3 separate regions of the Mus musculus genome follow, and all the other regions are linked to region 1. The links are chromatin loops, found by intact Hi-C in ENCODE. Cell type or tissue: gastrocnemius. All regions are shown on one strand.

Region 1 (8,000 bases):
ATGTGCTCCTCTCCCAGTTAACACAGTTAACTGGTAACAGTTCACAGTAGGTGCTTGCCATGAGCGCCACACTGCATTAGGACTGTGCAAACGCTACCCTAATTCACTCTCTTCCTCTACACTGTCCATATGGATGTCATATGGTCAAAAATAAAGCTTTTCAGACTATTATCCATTGACATTGGTTATAGAGCTTGAATAAGACAACTTGAAGGTTAATTCACATAGGGTTTAAATCAGGGATCTGCTGTAAGAAAGGGAGAGTCATGCAGGACCCCCACCCTCCCTGTGCAGATGGAGCTGTTTGAGAAAGCATGGTCAGAGCTCTGAGTCAGGCTGAGTTCTAAGTCTGTTAAATGACAAGAAACACAAGGAAATAGGTTTTAGAAAATCTAAATAAAATACTACTCAAGAACACAACAAATAAGGGGCTGGAGAGATGGCTCAGTGATTAAACAAGAGTGATCGACTGATCTTCCAGAGGAACCGGATTCCATTACCAGAACCATCATGGCAGCTAACAACCGTCTGTAAGTTCAATTCAGGAGGGCCTGACTTTTTCTTCTGGCCTCAGTGGGTACTACATGGACATGTTGCACAGACACACAACACACGCAGGCAAAACACCTATGCACAAAATATAAATAAAACTCGCCACTCAATCCAGGGAAGTGAAACTCTGTGGTCATACAAATATATGAATGGCCGTCACAGCTTTATCTGTTAACAGTTCAAAACCACAAACAATACAAGATATCCTTCAATAGATGCACAGTTTAAAACATGCAGACAAATAAAACGTACCAAAGAACACATATAAAACAAGGCCAATGAGCTCAAAAAGCACCTTTATTTTAGTACACTTACAAAGGAAGATGGACTCTTGATCACTTCTTTATTTATGAAAGTAGGTTTTGTTTGCTTGTTTGTTTTACCCTACTATGTGCAGGTCTATGCACTAGGAACTGCACTTAACCGAATCTGCAATTCTAAGAACTTTATGGAAAGCCTGGGCTTAGCATTTAAAGAAGGACAGCAGGGATACTCCAAGAACCCTCATTTTACAGGGGAACTCCAGGCACAGAGAGATCAGCTAGAACTTGTTTCAGTCAATTACTGCAGCCACCTGGGGATAAAAGCAGGAGAAACCAGCTTCTTCTTCTTTGTTTAGCACCAAGAATGTGCTTATTAAGCAAGTCTGTCTGTTAGTCTCCTACATCCAAGAGAGTTTTAGAGGCACCAAGTATACAAAGAATGTCAAGACACTGACACCAAACTTTTCTCAAAAACCTGGCAGCACGGGTGCGGGGCAAGGGTGGCAGAAGCAGGACAGAAGCAATAGCAAATGCGTCTGTGTCCGTGCAGGACTCCAACGCTGTCAGAGGAAAAGGCAGTCTAGTGCTTAGCTCTGACAGAAGCCTAGATCTCAGTATCCTGGGATGGTAGTGGGGAGCAGCTAAAGGAGTCTATGAAGGTCACTGCCAGTGGCAGCAGAAAGCCTAGAAACCAAGCTGTTTACTCCAAGAGACAGGATTTTCACAGCTGGTGAAAAAGGCAGGTGTTCTTTTCCTGTCAACTCCTTCCTGACCAGTAGCACACATTTGTAGTTCTCTGGCAGAGCAGAGACCTTGTGAAAGCAAACATCACCATCCTGTGAGATGTCACCAGGTGAGTTTAGTTACCCGATTGCAAAAAAACAAAAGTCAAGCCATCATTTCCAGCATACACCAAATAATAGACGGAAAGGCCTCAGTATGAACGAGCAGATGTGCACTGCAGCAGAAAGCGAAGCAACCAAGTACATCTCGTTTGCAGACCGACTGCTGCAAACTGGAGGCCATGAAGGCGTTAGAGTGCAGATCCAATGACAGCTGAGACAGGCTTTCCAGTTGGGAGAAAGCAGAAGCCTGTGTAAGGGTGGCCCTGACAAATCTTCAGATGACAAACACAAGGGCTCTGACCAAAAGCGACCATCACACTGAATAAAGAATCCATTTCCTCCTTTTCCTCACTTCCCTTCCACTGCACTAGAACCATTCTGAACTACGCTGCTTCTTTCTCTCCAGGAAAGTTCTCATTTCCTACCCTTTCCAACTCAAAGAGAATCATGTACAGAAGGGATCTCCATCAGTGTAACGTTGGTAAAACCATGTTTATGACTGCCATATTCTTCCCCCCTTTCAACCTAAATTAAACATCTCATCATTTTCTCTAGTACTTCTCATAGTAAAATCTGTATGCACTTCACAACTATAAGAAGAAACCAATTATATTTGCTTTTCCAAGACAAAGTTCCGAGTAGCACAGGCTGGCCTCAAACTAGCTATGTAGCCCAGGCTGACTTTCAGCTCCAGATGCTCCTGCACCTGCATCCTGAGGACTGAGGCTATAGGGTTGTCTCCTCAGGCTTGGTTTGTATCACCAGTAATCACGGTTTTATAAGCAGATTGAACCTTAGCACACTGCAGAATTATGACCCAGGTGCACAGACCTAAAGAGAAGCAGCACTAGTCATTTTAAACTACTCAATGGACAAACTACTTTAAGAAAAACAAAAATTATCATCATCCTTCCAAACAAGCAATGTTTTGCTTTTGAACTACAATTTGGATTTCAGAACAGACTAAGAACTAGAGAAATGCCTCAGCCATTAAAAACAGTTGCAGCTCAATTGTGAGAATCTGGGTTCAGATGCCAGCACTCACATCAGGTGGTTCACAGACCTGATGCCCTCTTCTGGTCTCTGTGGGTACTGCATACATGTGTACATATGCTCACATAGATACACAGAAAAATAATAATGATTAAAAAATAGTCTAGTATTTTCATCAAATTCTTAGGTGATTCATAATTATATCTAGTTACCTCCCTTTTATATATATGGTGAGTTTTACAGAGTGGTAAATAGATTTTCAAATTACAATTCAGAGTGACACGAAGTTTCACTGACAGCATATATCTCATAACTTTTTTTTTCTGGGAGACATGGTTTCAGTCTGTCGTCAAGGCTAGCCTCAGATGCACAATCCTCCTATCTCAGCCACTCTAGCACTGGTGTTACAGTGGTGTGCCTCAGTGTCACAGTGTCTAGCATACTTTTTAATTCCTAAGACTTAGTTCTATCACAAGAAAATATATTCTGGCTGGAGAGATGGCTCAGCAGTTAAGAGCACTGACTGCTCTTCCAGAGGTCCTGAGGTCAATTCCCAGCAACCACATGGTGGCTCACAATCATCTGTAATGGGCATTCAATGCCCTCTTCTAGTGTGTCTGAAGACAGCTACAGTGTACTCACATACATGAAATAAGTAAATAAATCTATAAAAAAAAAAAAAACAACAACAACAAGAAGCAGCAGCAGCAGAGAAACACTGTGGGTGCTGGAGGCGCAGGTCATCTTAGGAGTGGTGTGCAAAGCATCCAAATGGTGTGCTGAGAGCTGGGCAATAATGGAGCACGCCTTTAATCCCAGCACTCAGGAAGCAGAGGCAGGTGTGTCTTTATGAACTCAAGGTGGGCCTGGTCTACAGAGAGAAGTCTAGAACAGGCAAGGCTACACAGAGAGACCCTGTCTAGAAAACAAAAACCAAAAAGAAAAAAAAATTCACTCTTTAAGTAATCAGCCTAAAACTTAAATTTGGAGCATGGCAACCTTTTTAGGTGAGAGGGAAAACTAAAGACCACTTAGCCAACCAAACTGGATCCTAAGTAATGGTAAGGGAGCAACTGAACACAAAACAACAGTGACACCTAGTGTTAGACAAGCATCAACTCCTCTGCAGTGGAAACAATTCCCTAGTTAATTGCTTCTCTTCTTTAGAAACGCATACAACTTCACCGTGCATTTAAATTGTCTATAATCAAAATGTGTGCACAGGTTCACTAAAGATATCACGTCGAGAAAAGTATCTGAGAGCATAAACTCCAAAAAGCCAGACGTAGTGATTCTTCCACGTGTCCACATACAACGTACAAGGAAAAAGGAGTCAGGGACATACACTGAACACAGACAGAGATGGCTACGTCTCTACCTGGACATGACAGGATGACCTGCTGAAGAGTTTTTTAAGTGCAACTAGAAAGAGTAATTGGGGGCATTTCATCAATACTTGAAGAAGATAACAAGTACAGACAGAAGCCTTGCTTATGTACCCAGAGGTAGTCAAACTGCACTCCTGCCCTGCAGCCCTGCCCTGCAGCCCTGCTCCTGCTGCCTCCCAAGACCTGCTTATTACACAGCTGATCCGCCCAAGGACGCAGACTTGGGTATGGCTGAGCCCACTGGAGCACCTGCACAGTCTTGGCTCACTGAGGACTCTGAATCAGCAGCTACATTAGCCCGAGCTTCTGTGTGAAGGTGAGGTTGCACTGGGCTTACCTATTTGTTTTGGAAACTTCATCCTTTCCTCTCTTAACGCCAAAAACTCTTGTGATCAAGGAACTAAAGAGAAGTGTGGATGAATTTCTCACCTAATGTAAAATAAACAGAAAGTGAGAGTTAGAAAGTAGTTACGGCACGAAACCCATTTATAATGTTTAAACTAGATATTCAAAATCATTAACTAATTAGGTGGGGCTAAAGAAAATAAGGATTGTGTTCATAAAAAAGGCAACTGAGAAAAAAAATTCTGATAATTCATTCAATGGCTTCCTTTTCAGCTGTACCAGCTGTGCAAGTCCAACCACTGCACACAGCAGAGTCTTTCTAATACCATACTTCTAAAACCAAAGCGGACTTTAGTTTCCCACGTCACCTGACAATGAGCACACCAGGGAGACCCGAGCTCCTCCTTTCATCTGTGAAGGACACTCGTGAGGTTTAACTTGATAGAATCCATGAATTAAAGCAGCCAAGGCGGTTAGTATTCAGGATGGTATTATTAATCTTACAATGCCAATAGCCCCCTCAAGTTATTTAACTCAGAAGATTTCTTTTCTTTCTTTGTTTTTAATTTATTATTATTTTTCCCACCCAAGATAGGGTTTCTCTGCATACATAGTCCTCCTGTCTGTCATGGAACTCCCTCTGAAGACCAGGCTGGCCTTGAACTCACAAGAGTTCAAGAGTTCACCTTCCTCTGCTGGGATTAAGGGTGTGCAGTAACACCACACAGCCTCTGAAATTATTTTATGATAATTGATTAATAAAAAGTAAAACAACCAGTCACAGTAGCACAAGGCTGTAAGACCAGGATTTGGGAGGTCGGAGCAGGAGAATCGTGAGCTACAGGCAGGCCTGCTTGGGTAATATCATGAGGGCATATAATGTCTTGGGTAATATCATGAGGGTATATAATGTCTTGGGTAATATCATGAGGGTGTATAATGTCTTGGGTAATATCATGAGGGTATATAATGTCTTGGGTAATATCATGAGGGTATATAATGTCTTGGGTAATATCATGAGGGTATATGATGTCTTGGGTAATATCATGAGGGTATATAACGTCTTGGGTAATATCATGAGGGTATATAATGTCTTGGGTAATATCATGAGGGTATATAATGTCTTGGGTAATATCATGAGGGCATATAATGTCTTGGGTAATATCATGAGGGTATATAATGTCTTGGGTAATATCATGAGGGTATATAATGTCTTGGGTAATATCATGAGGGTATATAATGTCTTGGGTAATATCATGAGGGTGTATAATGTCTTGGGTAATATCATGAGGGTGTATAATGTCTTGGGTAATATCATGAGGGTGTATAATGTCTTGGGTAATATCATGAGGGTATATAATGTCTTGGGTAATATCATGAGGGTGTATAATGTCTTGGGTAATATCATGAGGGTGTATAATGTCTTGGGTAATATCATGAGGGTGTATAATGTCTTGGGTAATATCATGAGGGTATATAATGTCTTGGGTAATATCATGAGGGTATATGATGTCTTGGGTAATATCATGAGGGTATATGATGTCTTGGGTAATATCATGAGGGTATATAACGTCTTGGGTAATATCATGAGGGTATATAATGTCTTGGGTAATATCATGAGGGTATATAATGTCTTGGGTAATATCATGAGGGCGTATAATGTCTTGGGTAATATCATGAGGGTATATAATGTCTTGGGTAATATCATGAGGGTATATAATGTCTTGGGTAATATCATGAGGGTATATAATATCTTGGGTAATATCATGAGGGTGTATAATGTCTTGGGTAATATCATGAGGGTGTATAATGTCTTGGGTAATATCATGAGGGTGTATAATGTCTTGGGTAATATCATGAGGGTATATAATGCCTTGGGTAATATCATGAGGGTGTATAATGTCTTGGGTAATATCATGAGGGTGTATAATGTCTTGGGTAATATCATGAGGGTATATAACGTCTTGGGTAATATCATGAGGGTATATAATGTCTTGGGTAATATCATGAGGGTATATAATATCTTGGGTAATATCATGAGGGTATATAATGTCTTGGGTAATATCATGAGGGTATATAATGTCTTGGGTAATATCATGAGGGTATATGATGTCTTGGGTAATATCATGAGGGTATATAACGTCTTGGGTAATATCATGAGGGTATATAATGTCTTGGGTAATATCATGAGGGTATATAATGTCTTGGGTAATATCATGAGGGCATATAATGTCTTGGGTAATATCATGAGGGTATATAATGTCTTGGGTAATATCATGAGGGTATATAATGTCTTGGGTAATATCATGAGGGTATATAATATCTTGGGTAATATCATGAGGGTGTATAATGTCTTGGGTAATATCATGAGGGTGTATAATGTCTTGGGTAATATCATGAGGGTGTATAATGTCTTGGGTAATATCATGAGGGTATATAATGTCTTGGGTAATATCATGAGGGTGTATAATGTCTTGGGTAATATCATGAGGGTATATAATATCTTGGGTAATATCATGAGGGTATATAATGTCTTGGGTAATATCATGAGGGTATATAATGTCTTTCAAAAGAAAAGGGGGCAAGATCATGTGGAGAGATGGCTCAGCAGGTGTAGGACTGGGTGTTTTTGAAGAGGACCCAGCACCCATTTGGTTCCTCACAACCAATTACAACTCCAATTTTAGATCTAATGCTGTTTTAACCTCCTTAAAACCAGGCAGACATGTGGTGCACACATATACATGCAGGCAAAACATTCACACAGGTAAAATAAGCAAATAAATCTTTTAATAAAGGAAAAATTATTATGAATAAAGCATAATTATTACTCCAACATACTAACAGAGCCTATCTTCACTAAGCCATTGTGTCAAGATCCTTCGGAATCACAAAAAAATCTTCACTATCCTAATATTAGCCTTCCTCAATTATCTTATCAAATGAGCGAGTACTGAGTTATACCAGAATCATGAAGAACACTCAGAATCAGAAATTTTAAACTTCTATAACAGAACCTATATTAAAAGTAGGCATCATCATAATAATGTATGTCAACTAGTAATATAAGCAGAGAGATTATCAAAACTAAGAATGTGAGCCAGCAAAATGGCTCAACAGATAAAGGCACTTGATGCTAAGTCGGATGACATAAGCTCCGTGCCTGGGACCTCTATTGTGGAAGGAATGCTAGGAAACACTTTCCCATGTGTCCTTTGTCACTTTAATATCATCTTTGGAGAAATGCATGTACTTTTAATTGGGGTGTCTTTTTCTTACTGAGTTTTAAATAGCCTTTATGTAAAGCGCGGGGTCTTGCCCATGCAAGGCAAGTGATCCATCACTGACCCATAACCCCAGCTGTTACTTTGTTTTCTTCTGCTTTTTAATAAGCTCTTAACAATTATAATGTGACTGACTGCTACACATGAGCTGTATAATTATGTACTCAAGCACAGGAAAGTGCAACGCATATTTTTGAAGAAGGTAACAGTAAAAGCAGTAGAATTAGAAAGGGGCTTCCGAAGCCATTGCACTGAGAGCCACCGACTCAGCTGTCCAGAGTGCTGGCAATAGAAATGGCAGAGCACTGTGTCTAGGCCAGTTAATATCCA
Region 2 (8,000 bases), 120 kb before region 1:
GGCCACACTAGTGGGCTTCAGGGACTGCCTGGCAGTGCTTCCCTTGAGTTTACTATAGTATGTATGCTCTCCCCAAGCCCCAGGCTTGAGGCTTCCTGTTAAACTGCCTCAAGAAGTAGGCCCTCCCCAGAACACAGGCTGTGGGCTGCTGAGGGAGGGCTCTTCATGCTCTGGCCTGCATGGGAAGGCACTCCCACAGCCTTGCAGGCCACTGTTATCACTGTGGAGGCCTAGGTCCCACAGGTAGTTGAGGGGGCAGGGAGGAGTGCAGTGCAGTGAGGCAGTGCAGGGCCTCTCCCATACTGCCCCCTCACCCATGCACACACCAGCCCCTTCCCTACAAGTCTTCCTGGAAGAGGGCTAAACCCTGGCCACACAGGGCATTTGGGTACCAGGGCCTAATCAGCTCAAGACTGAGGCAGGGAAGGGACATGGTGCCATAAAGTCTGTATCAGAGTAAATGACTCCAGAGGCACTAAAAGATCACTCCTACAGGACATCTGGGTGACTAGGAGAACTAACTTACTCACACACCAGAATCTACACTGCTTGGCAGAGAAGAGGCAGCAGCCTGCCGGAGCAGGCCTCTCAGGAAGAGGTGTAGAACAGCAGCCTTTAATGGCAAAGTCTAGAGCTGGGTCCTCTATAGGAGTGTGGCTTCTGCAAGAGGCCTGGGAACAGTGCAGGCTTGCAGGATCTTCTACAAGGATGATCAGGCAGCAGGAGGCCGGGCAAAAGGTAAATCAGAGTTTGTTACTTTCACCCCAAGTGGAGCTGTCTTCTGGGGGACCACATCTGTTACAATGGCTGCCCAACCCCTTGCCAATCATCTCTTCTGCTTATTTATTTATTTATTTATTTATTTATTTATTTGATCACTGTTTTGAAATATGGAGTCGGGGTACTTCCTTAGTCCACTCTGTGCTCCCAGTGGGATGGAAGACATCAGGCAGCCTCCAGGCCTCACCCTGACTAAACTGTATTTACCATCTCTCCTAGGTTAGCTCCAGCATCTTGAGTTTCCACAAAAGCTTCTTTTTGAGGGAAGAATTTCACCAGACGAGATAATCTTTACATTCCCTTTCCAAGTATAAACTCCTTCTATGGTCCTCTTAACAAAAATACAAAGATGCAAGCCATGATATTTCCATTACTGGTAACTAGCAAACGGCTGCTCGGGAGCTTCTGAAATTTTGGATTTCAAGTGTGTCTAGGCAGTTGCCTTTCACCAGTGTCTACCCGAGACCAGCGATTGTCTCTTAAAGTCCTGGACCAACCAAGCACCAATTCCTTTAAGGGCCGTCCCATTTGTTCTCTTCCCCATCCTCTTCCCCATCCAAGCACCAATTCCTTTAAGGGCCGTCCCATATGTTCTCTTCCCCAATCTTGCACAGCATCTCTTCTGGTTCTATAAGCCCACTGCTCATGATGCGAGATCCAGAGGCACCATCTTGACAGGCTCTTTCCTATCACTCTGGTATTTAAAACCACACTCCTGTTTTAAAGCTAATCTCAAACATCCAGCTCCCCTAGAAAGCCTTTTTGTCTGTACTTTTGTACCTATTTGAGCGCCACGATTGGTTAACTGTTTCATGACACTGGACTGCATGATAAGCAGACCATGACAACGGAGGCCCTAATGTGGCTCTAGCCCATGCTGAGAGTGCTCACCGCAATGCTGAGCTCTGCACTAAGGCTCCTTGCTGCATGAGTAGCAGCTATTGCTTCTTAGTCAACAAAGGCTGGGCTGTATCCATGTAACTTCTCTCATTCTGCAATCACACAGCATTAGCCTATCGAACAATTAAACCTCACCTAGCCTGTAAAGGTCTCTTTCCCTCAGAACACTTCCTTGACTCCTCAGCCCACAAGCTCGCACTTATTGCTTCGATCTCAGCTCTACAGTGACTCATCTCAGCCCTTATTAAACTCTTACTTGCTTATGGTTAATCTGTTCTTGTCTTGGTCAGACATTTTTGTTTGTTTGTTTTAAGAGATTTATTTTTTATTTTATATATATGGGTATTTGCCTATATGTATGTCTGCATACCATGTGTATGACTGCTGCCTTTAGAGGACCAGATCTCCTGGGACTGGAGTTGCAGCTAATTGTTAGTTGCTGGAAACCAAACCCAAGTATTCTGCAAGAATAACAAGTGGTCTTAACCCACTGGGCCATCTCCCTAGCATCCCCGAGTGGTTTTTGAAACAGGGACAATATCTTCCATCTTATAGTTATATTTTGGCTGTTGACACAGGGTTTCCCTATGCTGCCTAGGCAAGTCTTGAACTGGCAGCAATCCTCCTGTCCCAGCCTCCTGAGTGCTGGAATTATAAGGCCACACCCACTGTGCCCTAAAAGTATCATTCATTTTATATTCTCCATCACGCTACTACATTGTTCTCTAGTGTCTGTGAATTGGAATTGGTTTTAATTCACTGGAAATGGCTCAAGGAAGACCCTGGTTTATCTAAGAGACAGAACTTGATATACATTAAAAGGAAAAAAAAATACTGTACTAGGGCTCTACATAGTATTATGAAAATGCAAGTCAGACCATGACAATATTGTGCAAAACTTCTAACAGCAACATTCCACCCCCATTCTCCCAAGATCAACAGCACTGAGTGGAGGAAGATAGTTATTTCTGTGCCTTCAAACAAGCTTATTACTAACTCCAGGGTAGGGTTGCAGATTTCGGCATTTAAAGAGCATAAAGCATCAGCAGTTGGGGACTGAATGCCTGGTACACAACTGTGTGAAAGGACTATCTTTCACTTTCCAGTGCAGTATGACGCTTGGATCTGGATCCTGGGCTCAGTTAAACATACTAATCCGCATAAGACTGCTTTACCCCGACCAGCCTGCATAAGCCCAGCTGTCAGCAAGAAACTTCCAATTTCACTTCTTCAACAGCTTGCTCCTTGCTGCATTTGCAAAAGCAGTATGTAACGAAGAGGATGTTTTGCACCTTGTTTCACAGGTTTGGGTTGAAATGTAACTTCATACTTCTATTGTTTTAAAAATACAAACAGGATCTCAAGGTGTCCTGGCCTTAAACACTCCTGAGATGTCTGAAAGGGAAGAAGTCTGGATCTAAAATACACCAATCCCACCTCCCCCATCAGTTCTTCACCAGGTTGAAGGTGACCTCAACAGGCTGAGTTAGAGGACTGAAGAAGTCCTAATGGTAGTCTCCTCTCCCCAGAGTCTCAGACTGAGAGCAAGGCAGTGGTCACATTCCCACTCAATCTGTCTGTCCCTCAGATGTCAAGAAGAGGGACTGCTGGGGAAACCTTTTAGACAAAAGAAGGGGGGGGGGGAGAAAAAGGAGAGGTGGGGGAAGAAAAGAGAAAAAGGAACGGAAAGCACCAAGTCCAGCCCAGCCCACCCCCCCACAAAAGCAGGTGTGCTACGTGACTAGCTAGCCTTGTTGAGACTCGCGTGTCTTCCAGTCTTGGCAGGGACCACAAATGATAGCCTTACAATGCCCCACGATCACCCTACTACAACAGCCCCTTTGGGCTGGACTCCTGCCAGTGGCAATGGAGGTGGGACAGCAAGCTGCAGCAGGCTGAGGGCTTAGCCACACTGTTTCTCAGGTCACTGCAAAAGAGCGAGCTACTTCCTGTGGAGGAGAGCAGTCCAGAACACAGGAGACTGGGAAGAGGCTGGGGCCATGGGAAAGTAGAATCAGACCCAAGCCCCAGTCTTTCTGCCCTGGCAGTGTAGTCTCTTGTGTGAATAAATCTGGTGGTTAGAAAAAAAAAATGCTGTCTTCAGCTCTTGTGAAGCAAATGGAATTCTTTCTAGAGCAGATTCTGAAGCTGGCTATAGACGTCTGGGGAAGACCTGGGACTGCCACACACAAGCAAGCCCCAGCCTTGTCTCTATAAGCACATTTTACTCACATTCTTAAACCCATAGGCCCTCAAGGGGAACAGCACTCAGCTTACTGGGGACTAGTAAAGAAGGGGGACACAGGGGTGGGAGGAGTGATCAAAGGAAGCTGAGAAGGAGGTGAGCCGTGTTACAGTTCACAGTTTGCAAGTCAGAGCTGGCTTGAGGGGCCAAGTACTAGAGTGGGCCCACAAACACAAGCTCTCCCATACCTACTCCCTTCATCAACACCATTTTACTGAAACAACCAACCAACCCCCCCCCCCACACACACACATTTTTCTTACTCACCTTGAGATCTATTCTCATATTCTCAAAAGCCTATTTTCCTCATCAGACTATAAGATTTATTTAACAGAATGACAAATAGCCAACTGCATGCCAACAGAGCACCAGTCCTCCCACAGGCCCTGAGGCCACAGGGATGGCTGCCTGAACCAAGAAATATAACTTTCCCACAGTGTCCTGGTACCATGCAGCCCTGACATTGGGAGAGGCTGCAGGCCTGATGGCTTTGGAAGTCTTGAGTCTGCTTCTGCCTAGCAAGGGGGAGTAAGGCCATGAGCATGGGAAGAACATTTCTAACTGGGTGCTAGAACTACAGTGGCTGATGGCTTAGCCTTTGCTAAGTTCATAAACTATGAACTTTGTCTCAGGGTCAACAGCAGCTCTCACTTGGAGCTGGCCAAGTATTTAGGTGCTCAGGTCCTACCTTCAGTCTAACTAGTGACTTCTGAGAACACGTTCTATCTGAGCAGCTCTATTTTAGACAGTCCAACATGACAAGCAGTGTCTGGACACATGGAGGCAGTAAGGTCCAGGAAAAAGCTTGACAAGGACTTGGCAGCTGAGTACAGATATTAGCAGTTTTCAGTGGGGTCCACGCCTGTTCAGCTGTGTAGATGGATGGGTTCTCCTGACCTCTGAGGGTTACATCTCTGCAAATGCATAGGGACTTCACAGGGTTTTCCGTATTTAAATCCCAGATCCAGGAGTTTGCCTGAGAACCTGTTTTGTTGCCCTCTTTACACTGCACTGTGGTTTTAAGAAATAGTTGCAGTGCCTAAGTCAGTCTGGCCTCGCCCAGAAAAGGCTGATAAACAAACTGACCCAAGTACTGCCTGTTCTACTTTAGCCACATCTTAAAAGATGAAAATGTAACACGACCCTCTGGAACAAGGACCACATGAGGGTCCCTGGCTTCAGTGGACTTGGGAAGGCAAAGGCATTTATTTCTACAGCAGAGTCTCTCAGGGTGGGAGTTGACACTGGGAGGTTTTAAATCTTCCCCGGTGATTCCAGCATTCTACCCTGAGCATCAGGAACTATTGTTTGGAATGAAAACTTGCTACCAGCCAACCTGGCATTTGTTAGTGCCAAGACCAGGAGTCACAGTCTCCTGTGGGATCCTAATGGGAGAAGTGGCTGGGTGAGTACAGCAGTGATGTGTGTAAAGCACGCTCTATTAAAAGCAATGACCAGAGCCAGAGTGGTAGTGTCCCAGTGTCATCCCAGCAGTAGGAGGGCCGTGGCTGGCCTAGGCTAAGGAGCAAGGCTCTGTCTGTCTCAAAGTAAAATTAAAGCTATCACCATCCCCACTCTCCCAGGAGGAGGCTAGCAAGACAGAATGTGCAAACAAGCACACACAAAGAGACATAAAGCACATGGCTTGCTACCAGGATCTGAACAAGTTTTTGTTTGTTACCTGGCACCCCTGGCAGAGCACACAGTACACCCAGGCCCTAGTGGTACCCTGGGAAAGCCCAGGGAAAAGTCCTTATGAACCAGAAACAAAAGGTTAAAGCGTGTCAGTTACTGTGTTAAAACATTGAAAGTAAAAGTTGAAAACATAACCATACTTGTTTGCCTTATCTCTTGAACTTATGCCAAACTAAACTAGTGTTATACATAGGGTGTGTCAACACAGAAAAGTTAATTTTCTAATACCAAGAGCATTTTGAGATAAACTCATGGAATCATATATATTGATTGCTTCATCCAGAGCTTGGTACAAAGTAGGCATTCCAAAAATAACTTTTAAAAACCCTTAAACTTTTGGCAAGGTCTCCATGCACTGTTTGTGGGACGAGGGTCTCACAACGTACAGCAGCTGTAGCACTGCGCTGCCTCTCAAGAGACTTAGTCTGCTTTTAGAAATGAAACCTAAGGCCAGAGTTACAGACTGACTCCACACCACACGCAGCAATGAAGGCAAAGTAGAGCAATGAAGCCAATTATAGTGGCATATGCTTTTAATCCCAGCGCACTTGGGAGGCAGAGGCAGGTGGATCTTGGTGAGTTTCAGGAGAGTAAGAACTATATAATGAGACCAATCTCAAAAAACCCAGCAAAACAAACCAATAAGCCCAATCTCTCTCTCTCCGCCCCCTCATACATACACACACACACACACACACACACACACACACACAGGCATAGAGACACACAGAGAGATGCTTAAGCCCACTTTTCAACAAAAGATTCTTTTCCTAGTTAATCAAAAAGGCAAAATTAGGCAAAATTATTTTTTTTGTAGAGATGGATAGTGATAGGAAAAATCAACCCCCCAATTCCCCAAATTGAAAAAAAAAAAAACTCTGAAGAAATAATAGAGATTTTAGTTTTTGTTTGTACTTGCTATTTTTAAATGTTTTAAGTATGAAGTTACTATGTTAACCCCAGCACTTCTATCTCTTGGCTGTCCCATCACACGCTGCCAATGACAGCTCTACTTTCTGTGTCTATGAACTATCTGCTCAGCCAGCCATCTCTCGGGGTACCTCCATGTGGTGGCACAGGTCAGATCTCTCTTGCTGCTTGGGGATATAGCTGTGGCAGCGCACTGGCCTAGCATGTGGAAAGGCCTGGGTTCAATCCCTAGTTGAGGATGGGAACTTCTCTTTTAAAGATGGACTAATGTTACCATATGTATATAGCATATTTTGCTTACATTGTCAGCAATGAACACTGCTGTTCTGTGGTTTGGTGACCAGGAAGAACGTTGCTCTGAGCATAGCAGTACAACCATCGAAGCCTGCTTTCTCTTTCTCTGAACTTAGACGGAGAACTGCAGGATTAGATACTGATTCTATTTCCAGTTTTTAAGGAAGTGTGATACCATTTTCCATAGCAGCCATAAAGTTTTAAGTAATAATAATAGCAAATATTTTCATATTGCCAAGTGAAAAAAAGGAAGCTATAACTTTTATACTTAATAGAACCTTAGCTATGTTTTTTAAAAAAAGGAAAAAGATGATGTAACCACAGAGAACTGTGCTAAGAGTAGATTTCACTTTTATATTGTTTTTCAAATTATTTTTCCTTGCTATGAATGATAGCCAAGGAAAACCAGGGATGAAGTTCTGTAGAGAATGTTTCCCTTCGGCCATCCCATTCCCCACCCCAGAGCCCAGCAGCACACAAAGCTCACCTGCTTATCTTCTTCAGTTTGGTTTGTTTTTTTGAAACTGTTTCACTGAGTAGCTCAGACTGGTCTGAAATTTGCAACAGCCCCTTTGTCTCCGTACCCCTAAGTAGTAGGATTAACACACGTGTACCCACACACATGGTTTATGTCATCAAGTTTTCTAAAAGGAACATCCAATACATATTTACTCTTTTATGGCTGAGGGAAACACAAGATAACAAACCACTTCTGAAAAAACTGAAGCCCAATATAATTGTAATCCCAAGTCACAGCCAAGGTAAACAAGCCGTTTCCTCTGAGTCCTGCTTGAGAGAGCTTTTCAAAGTTCTTTCTGTTAGGGTGGAGCCTGTGACTGCTAGGACAGCAGAGCTGCAGCCTGAAGACAGCAAGCGCAGCAGGAGGACCATCCAAGGGGCCTGGACTGCACCCTGTTGTGGCATCCCTAGACAATGTTGTGACATCCCTAGACAATGTTGTGACATCCCTAGACAATGTTGTGACATCCCTAGACAATGTTGTGACATCCCTTCCCAGGACGGGGCTCATTCTGAATCTCACTTGCTTCCTGACCTGGGCAAGATTTCCACCCCACCGGGATCTGGTAACTGCTGCCCTCACACCGGGATCTGGTAACCGCTGCCCTCACACGGGGATCTGGTAACCGCTGCCCTC
Region 3 (8,000 bases), 490 kb before region 1:
TAGAAGGGAAGTGCAAATTTTGGCTTCAGATTTGACACCGTGAATGTGACCCCAGCTTATTATCCTCAGTGTGTGGCCTCCAGATAGAGTGGGACACAGCTCCCAGAGGCCTGCCTTTGTCACCAGTAGGTATTTGGAGGCTGAGACTGGCTTTCCAAGGCCAGCCTGGCAGAGGATACAGTGCTCAGGGGGAACATTCAACTTGGTTTCGGGTCCCTGTAGTTCTGGGATTCTCCTGGCTCTGCAGCTTATTGATGTGACCTTTGGAAGTGATGCCATCCCATGTTTTGGTGTGGCTGGGTCTGACTGGATGGTCTTTGGCCTGCACCCAGTCTTTGAGTTCTCTGCCGATGACTCTAGCCTTCTGTCACTCCAGCTTCCTATTCAGTCTGATTAGAACTGAACACTGTTGCTCAATCGCTGAGTCCCCAGCGTCTTACAAGGCATATAGCACATCAGAGCTATTTATTGTGTTTGTCAAATGGATAATAAGATGCAACTCTGGCTTCCAGAAGTTAGCCTTGTTTGTAGAGAAGAACCAGACAAGCTGGGTGCTGGAGGGTGAGATGCAACTCTGTCAAACCAGGTCACAAGTTTTGCTGGGCGGCTGGAGGTCAGTGGGATCCAGGGCTACGCTCAGTTCCTGGAGGACCTGATGAAGAACCAGGGAGCAGGCCATTTGGGGCCATTGGAGTGCATAGCTACAGCAGTGGCCCAGGCTTGCAAAATAGACTAACACAGCCATGCAGAGGCATGGTCTTCCTGGAGTGGTGTGCAGGTCAGGTCCTGGGGCCTGTGGGAGTTGAGCAGTCTGGAAAAAGAGGGCTATAAGGAAATTGCAGAGCGCTGAGGCCTTGGACAGCCCCCTCTTACCCCCCCCCCCGCCCCTGTTTGTTTACTCTCTAGCTTTGAGCACAGGGAAGGCCTCCTGCTAGCCCATTATATGGAAGTTCACTATGAGGCTCAAAGATCTTCCCCCACCCCTTGGTGCAATGGGAAACAGTGACATTCTGAGGCTCAGCTGAATGGTCACTCTGTGTTCCCCCCCTCCCCCCCACGTGTGCTTCCTAGTGTCATGGAGCCACCTGAAATGTCTTCCAGGGGCTTTGGAGCTGAGGCTATGAGACGTGAAACCGCAAAAACAATCTTTTTCCTCCTTTCTCCTTTTCCTTTCTACCTCCCTTGCTTTCTTTAAAGCGTGGTCTTGCTATGTACCCCTGGCTGGTCTCGAACCTGCAGTGAACCTCCTGTGCAGCCACGCCCATCTCTGAGGCTGGGAACTTTACTTCATCTCTTTGCCTTCATGCCTCCTTCTAAACGACTGTTATTATACAATGCAGACCAGAGCAACACACACACACACACACACACACACACACACACACACGCGCGCGCGTACACATACACGCGCGCGCGCACGCACACACACACGCACGCACTCATGCACGCACGCACGAGTGCGCACACACACACACACACACACGCCCACACACATGCCCACGCGTGTACACGCGTACGCGCGCGCACACACACACACACACACACACACACACTGATATAATGAACACCTATGGAGCTATGAAACAGATTCAGAAATAGAATTATGATGCGACCATGGCCCTTATGTGCAGCTCCCCCAGTGCACACCTCTTCTGCCCCTTCGTCTGCCGAAGTGACCTCTAGCCTACACTTGGGCTTTCTCAATGTCCGTGTTTGTTCTTTTCTAAAGCTACATGCAAGTTTTGGCTGTCATTATTTTGAGGAAGATCTCTTGAAGCTCAGGCTGGCTTCAGATTAGTTACATAATCAAGGCTGGCCTTAAGGGCCTGCTTCTCTTACCTTCATCATCCGAGTACTGGAATTATGGGCAAAGCATACAACTGTGGCCTGGCTTATATGATAGTTAAAAATTATTAGAATATAGTAGTTGTATCTAATAGTGGGCTCCATTGCAATATTTCATACATACATAATACATTTTGATCATACTCAGCCCACTACCATCTCATCCCCCTCCTTATGTGTACATTTTTAAAATTCATTTTATTTATTTATACATGAGTGTTTTGTGTGCATGCCAGGAGAGGGCATCAGATCCCATCACAGATGGTTGTGAACCACCATGTGGTTGTTGGGAATTGAACCTGGGTCCTCTGGAAGAGTAGCCAGTGTTCTTAAACTCTGTACCATCTCTCCAGCCCCATGTGTAAGTTTTTAAAAGGCATTTCCAGGGTTGTTTAGCATTCTTTGGAATCTCGAATAAATTGTGACACTGTAGTATATGTTCTGCAATTAGCTTTTCTCCCCACATGTGGGCAGAGCTCATGCCTGCTGACACGTGTAACTCAGCACTGCTGAGAATCTGATTGCATGAAGATGTCATTTTCCCAGGAGCCCTTGCAGCCCCTGGGGCTGGAGTGGATGGCCCACCCCAGTGGCTCTGATCACTTGGGCGTAGCCACCTCTACAGGGACGCTCCCACCTTCTTCTCCCCACCCCTGTGGGATGGCAGGGCTGGGCTCGTTCCTTCTTTGCCTCGCTGAACCATTGCTTCACTGAGCAGGAATTCAAGTGAATTTTAGGCAACCCTTGTGTTTCCCATAAATCAGTGTCGAAAGTGAAATCCTAGCACGAGGGGCTGCAATTGCAACCAGCTGAGCGCAGCAGGGCAGACTAATTTGAGCCTGCCCTGAGTGGACATGGGTTTTTGACAAGGCTCTGCCAAGCCCTTCTTTAGCACCTAGAGACGTGCTAGGCTCAGTGCCAGCCCATGAGCTGGCCCAGGCTTAAGGGGCCCACCTTCTCTCTGTGCTGACCTCTCTTGCCTTGCCTAGTGGCCTACTGGGTACTAAAAGGTGGCCTTTGAGCCAGGAGCAGGCTGTGCTGGGGGTTCACATCATTGCTCTTATGAAGGAGAAAGATGGAGAGCCCCCATGGCAGCTCAGCCCTAGGAACTCAGAGCTCTGGGTGCTGTTTGGTGGCTTTCCAGGACTGGTCACTCCTGCCTTTGCATCACTAGTGCCACCAACACTGTGGCTTAGACTATAGAAATGTATTTTCTCACAAGTGTGGAAGCTGGAAGACCAAGATCAAACTGTCGGGGTCAGGGGCTTCTTTAACCTCCCTCCTTGGCTGGCCATCTCTTTCCTCAGTGGCCCCCTCGAAACTGAGCCCCTGACCTCTCTGTGCTCCCCTCTTCTCTCCTTATAAGGACACTAGGCACAGGAGGTTAGGGCCCACCCTAGCAATCTCATCTTAATGGGCCTCTCTGTCTTCATGTCTCCAAATATGGTTGTACTTATAGGCGCTGGGGGCTTGGGCCTCAACAGGGGAGTTTGAAAGTACCCAGTTCAGCCCATGACAAGGGTTATGGGGGTCATATACAGGGTGGCCATGGGATTAAACAGTGTTACAGCTAAGAGGAATTATTTATGTCATAGCACTTTGTATGTGTATATACCTCTAAGTGTATGTTTCTCTCGCCCTCTCCCTTCTCTCTCTCTCTCTCTCTCTCTCTCTCTCTCTCTCTCTCTCTCTCTCTCTCTCTCTCTCTCTCTCTGTGCCTGTTTGTGTAGTTTATACATGTGAAGACTAGGTCAATATTAATATTGGGTATCTTTCTTAATCAGTCCTTATTTTTTGAGACAAGCTCTCTTAACAAACCCAGAGTGCCCTGATTTGACTGAACTGGCCGACCAACCAACGCCAGGGAGCTTCAGTCTCTGCCGCACAACCCCATGGTTCCGGGTGCTGACGTGGGTCTCTCTGCTTGCACAGCAGGCACGTCACCGTCACAGTCACCGTCACAGTCACCGTCACTAGCAGAGCCTCTCCCCAGCCTTCCCACCATGAACGCGTTGTTCATCCTTTGAAGTCCTTGTGGGTTTCTACTTCTGCTGGACCCCAATAGTGAGCACTTGGAGTATTCCTTACGCCTGGCTTCCTGTAGGTGGCAGTAAAGACCCCTGTTGGCTCCGTGTGCTCATCTCTGGCAAAGAGACCAAGCAGTAGAAAGAGAACTGTCTTTTCCTACATAAACGCTCTGCTTTGGGGCCCACAGGGCTCTGGACTGGCTTGAAGTGGACCGTGTGCCTGTGGGTAGTCATAGGCACTGACTCTAAGCAGAGTCACCTGTTTATCTTAGTTTCAGGGACTAAGTTTCATGAAGGGGGTTATGTGACTGCAGTAGAGATGGAGGTTGGTCACGAAAGTATGGCTTTGTGATCCTTGTCATGAGCACTTCCCTTCAACTACTATGATAGGGTGTTTGTGTGTGTGTGTGTGTATTGATTCTATGTGCACATGCATGCTTATACATCTGTGTGGGAACAAGTTTGTGCATTTCCATGAGTATCTTGTGCTCTCTCAGTTGCATCTGTGTTCCTGTGTCATTGTGCATATGTCTGTGTATTCGTGTCACCATGCGTTTCGTGCATATGTGTGTGTGTAAGTGTGTTAGACGTGTGATGGGGTGAGGGAGGGATGAGGCAGGAGGCGGCAGAGGGCAGAGGCTCTGGCCTTGACCCAGACCAAATGACCACAGATGTGACCTTTCCCCCTTTCCTGTGGCTATTGAGGTCACTGCCCTGGGAGACTGAAGAACTTTCTTTTGGAACCATGTGGGGCTCAGCCTGGGGAAGCAGAAAAGCGGCTCCAAAGGCAAACCGGATGATCTTCATCCTGGGGAGCCTGGAGCCAGCAGGGCCTTGTTTAATTCTGCAGGAATGTGTAAGGTTCCCACCCAGCTGAGCAGGCCCCAGCCTGACTTAGAGGCCTTAGACTCAGAGCCACCCAGCCAGAGGCTGGTGCCTTCGACAGGGGGACACCCTTCCGGAGAGACAACACATCAACCCCGGGGTCTGGGGTGGCCTAAGTGGGTGACAGTGTCTGTGCCAGGGTGCCCAGCCCTGCGCTGCATGAAACAAGAAGCAAAGGGGAGATAGATGCCCTGGCCCCAACCTCAGCTCTGAGGTTAGCTGGGGTGCTAGCAGGCAAGAGGCAACTGGCCAGTAGGAGAAGGTGTGTGTGTGTCTGGGTGTGTGTCTGGGTGTGTGTAGAGGTGACACACTCAGGTAGTACAGAGTAGGCAAAAGGGGCAGTACCCATCTGTGACCATTGAGAAGGCTCCTGGGGAGCCTTGGTGGGTTTTGTTGGGCACAGTGGGAGTGGCAGGGCTTTGAAGGTTGTAGGGAATGTACTGGAAGGCTTTGCGAATGGTGTCTAGGTGGGAAAGAAAGAGTCTAGAGAGAATGTGTGTGCACATTGGCTGGGGGATGGGGGGACAAGAGGAATGCGAGCCAAGAAAATCAGCCCCAGTCCTCAGGACTGGAGAGTGCGGGCCAGGGGTCATTTGTAGGCAGTCAGGAGCTACTGAAAACCCTCAGCAGGGGCTACCCTGATGAAAAGTGTGAGGTGGTGTGTGTGTGTGTGTGTGTGTGTGTGTGTGTGAGGGTGTTCCCTGAAGACAGATGGGCTTTGTGATGGGCCACAGTGTGGGTGAGGCAGGGTTGGCATTCAAAATGAGGAAGGCTGGGCTGGCATGGGGTCGTTCGTGGCTTGAGTAATGTGGTAGAACCATGTTACCTTTTGTCTCTGTTTGTTTCAGATCTTGGTTCTGTGTTTGGAGTCCCCTGACCTGTGTCAGTTTGATATCTTTCCTTTATCACAGCTCAATGTACCAGTAGTGCCCGAGACAAAGAGACCAGACCCAAGGCAGTCCAGACTTCAGCCTGTCTTCTCAGCCTTGCCAGGGTGTCTGATCTCTGAGTGAGTTTCTGAATAGTTCACCTACTGGTACCAAAGTCCAGGCTCTGTCGTTAACAGTGAGGAGAGGCAGAAAGGAAGGGAGCCCTTGACTGCAAGTGCGTGGGTGTCCTTGTGGACGAGCACGCAACCACCAAGACTATTCCATTCAGTCCCAGTAAAGGCTGAAAAAGATTTCTAAGTTTAGGTGTGCTTAGGGGTACACCTAGCCTGGGTAGGACAGCTTTCAGCCTGGCACACAGTGGAGACCCATGTTTGTTGAGTGAATATGTGTAAATGTGGTCACAGCTCAGGCTCCCAGGACAAACAGAATTTCTGACTGGTCACCCACTGAAACCTACCAGAAAGCTGAATCACATGAAGTCAGCCTGCCTGGGCCTCTTTAGCACATGGCTATTGGCTGGACCTATCCCCAGTTCCTTCCACATGCATGCATGTGCATGCACATACATACACACACATGCATATGTGTCCGTATACATATACACACATGTATATGCCTTGTACATACATACATGGAGTATTTCTCCATCAAAACTGGGGCCATGGTTGCATAGTGTTCCTCTTCAGGAGCCACTGGCACCTGCAGGTTTAACTACAGCCTCTCCTAACCATTCTAAGCTCAATACTTCTGGTAGCATGAGAAAAGGCAACCAGAACCTCCCTTGGAGATGACCTTGGCCTGAAACCAACCTCTCAGGCTCCTGGGACAGGGAGATGGAAAGGGGTGTCTCCCCTGGTCTGAATGAGGAGCCCCTGGCTTGACTCTAGGCAAAGGTGACTTCCCTGGTAGGGATAGGGTCCTGACAAGATCCCCAGGAGCTGAGCACATGGGATTCTGAAGCTAAAATACATAGAAGGCAAGATCCCCAGTCCTACACTCAGGAGTCCTAGGCAGTCACAAGGGCCAGGCTGTGGGGTCCCTTGGCAGAGGCCTGCTTTGTCTCTAGGGCTCAGGGGCCAGGTGTCCTCAGGTGTCCTTGAGGTGTGCTGTTTGCCTGAGGAGCTAATAGAGGTATCTGACATGACCGTGAGTGGGTAGACGGGCTGACCTGTCTGAACAGGTCCAAAAGCTGCAAGGAGGAAAAAAATCCAGCAAGGTGTCGTCAGCTCCTGACTCCTCGAGCTCTCGGCCCTTCACTCAGCCCCCAGTCCATTCTTTACATGTTTGCCTCTGCCTCTGGACCAGGTCCTGCGGAGCCTGGAATGCCTGACTCTGCACTAGCTTCACAGCTGGCCTTCTTCTGAGTTCTGGCCACTTCATGGCTGTGTCCCATGGGCTGCTGAGGGCCCTGAGCTCCTCATGTCACAGTGTCATTGTACAGAAAGACAGGCACAGACTTGCTAGACACAGGGCTCAGAGCCACACGTTCCTGCAGTGTTTGAGTCCTGTGGAGGGACTCCTTCCCAGTTACAGGACTGGGTCCATTCTGGTGACCATGCTAAGCCGCACTCAACTGTGCCTAAGGCATAGGGGAAGTCGGTCACTCGGAGCTTCTCTTTATTTAAAGTTTTGGCATCTTATTCATCCTGCATATTTGGAATTAATCTTGAATTTTAAAAATATTGCTTCAAATATTTGAATTGACTGTTGAGGTTTGGGGTGTTCTGTTGCACTTCGCTCTTGAGACAAGGACCTTGCTGGCTCCCCCCGCATGGGTCCGAGTCTGTGACAAAAGTAAAGGGCACACAGAGAAAGGAGATCTGGGTTTGGTCCTGCTGTACCCATGAGCAGAGACGTGTAGGAATGGAAGTAGACAAGACTTTTCCAAGAGGGGGCTCACAAAGTCTGGTGTGTGTGTGTGTGTGTGTGTGTGTGTGTGTGCGTGCGCGCATGTGTGCTTGCGTATGCGTATGAATCTTTTTGTAGGGGTGGGAAGGAGAAACAGACTTTCAGGATTCCTGGTGTGGGCTAGAGTATATTTGAGTCTTTAGACATAGAAAGAGAATCAGGGAACAGCACTGGGCAGAGGGAGAGAAAGTCCCCAGAGGAAAGTGAGAGATTTTAGTTTCTGAAAGGAGAGCCTGAGAGAAGGGATAGGAAAATAAGAAAGTTAAGGGGCAATGCCCTTGCCTCCCACCATCAACGATGTGCACCTAGCACGCTGCATGCAGGCCGGCACTACCACAACTCGCTCACTCGAGTGTGGTCACGGCCGTGTGCCACCAGGAGAACGCAAGCCTACATGTGTGCCCCATGTCTAGGTCAACTCTCCACCCTCTCTTCCTTTTGTTTC

What was found. A loop is a pair of places that touch in the nucleus more often than their neighbours do. Peaks named below come from ENCODE experiments on the same cell type or tissue, not always from the same donor. Only the 100,000 strongest peaks of a DNase experiment are listed, where the experiment ranks them.
Region 2: a loop joins it to region 1, with 5 times the contacts of the local background. A loop is called at or near these places in 6 of 42 quality-filtered maps.
Region 3: it touches region 1 in a loop (2.6-fold over the local background); 21 of 42 quality-filtered maps call a loop at or near these places.

Annotation. Positions count from the first base shown.
Region 1 is chr17:84,382,133-84,390,132 of GRCm38, forward strand. It overlaps Thada (thyroid adenoma associated), which reads right to left. Exons shown (of 38, transcript NM_183021.3): 26 at 4,379-4,470. Among named protein-coding and RNA genes, the nearest start is that of Gm24722, 5.3 kb to the right of the region's middle. In gastrocnemius, CTCF peaks have their summits at 2,728 (motif pointing left) and 3,757 (motif pointing left); no DNase peak of the experiment used is centred here; H3K27ac peaks cover 281 bases.
Region 2 is chr17:84,260,966-84,268,965 of GRCm38, forward strand. All of the region lies in intron 30 of Thada (thyroid adenoma associated), which reads right to left. Among named protein-coding and RNA genes, the nearest start is that of Gm24492, 23 kb to the right of the region's middle. In gastrocnemius, a CTCF peak has its summit at 4,699; a DNase peak (open chromatin) is centred at 3,538; H3K27ac peaks cover 4,143 bases.
Region 3 is chr17:83,892,947-83,900,946 of GRCm38, forward strand. No RefSeq gene overlaps it. Among named protein-coding and RNA genes, the nearest start is that of 1810073O08Rik, 21 kb to the right of the region's middle. In gastrocnemius, a CTCF peak has its summit at 3,954 (motif pointing right); DNase peaks (open chromatin) are centred at 2,730 and 3,911; H3K27ac peaks cover 3,953 bases.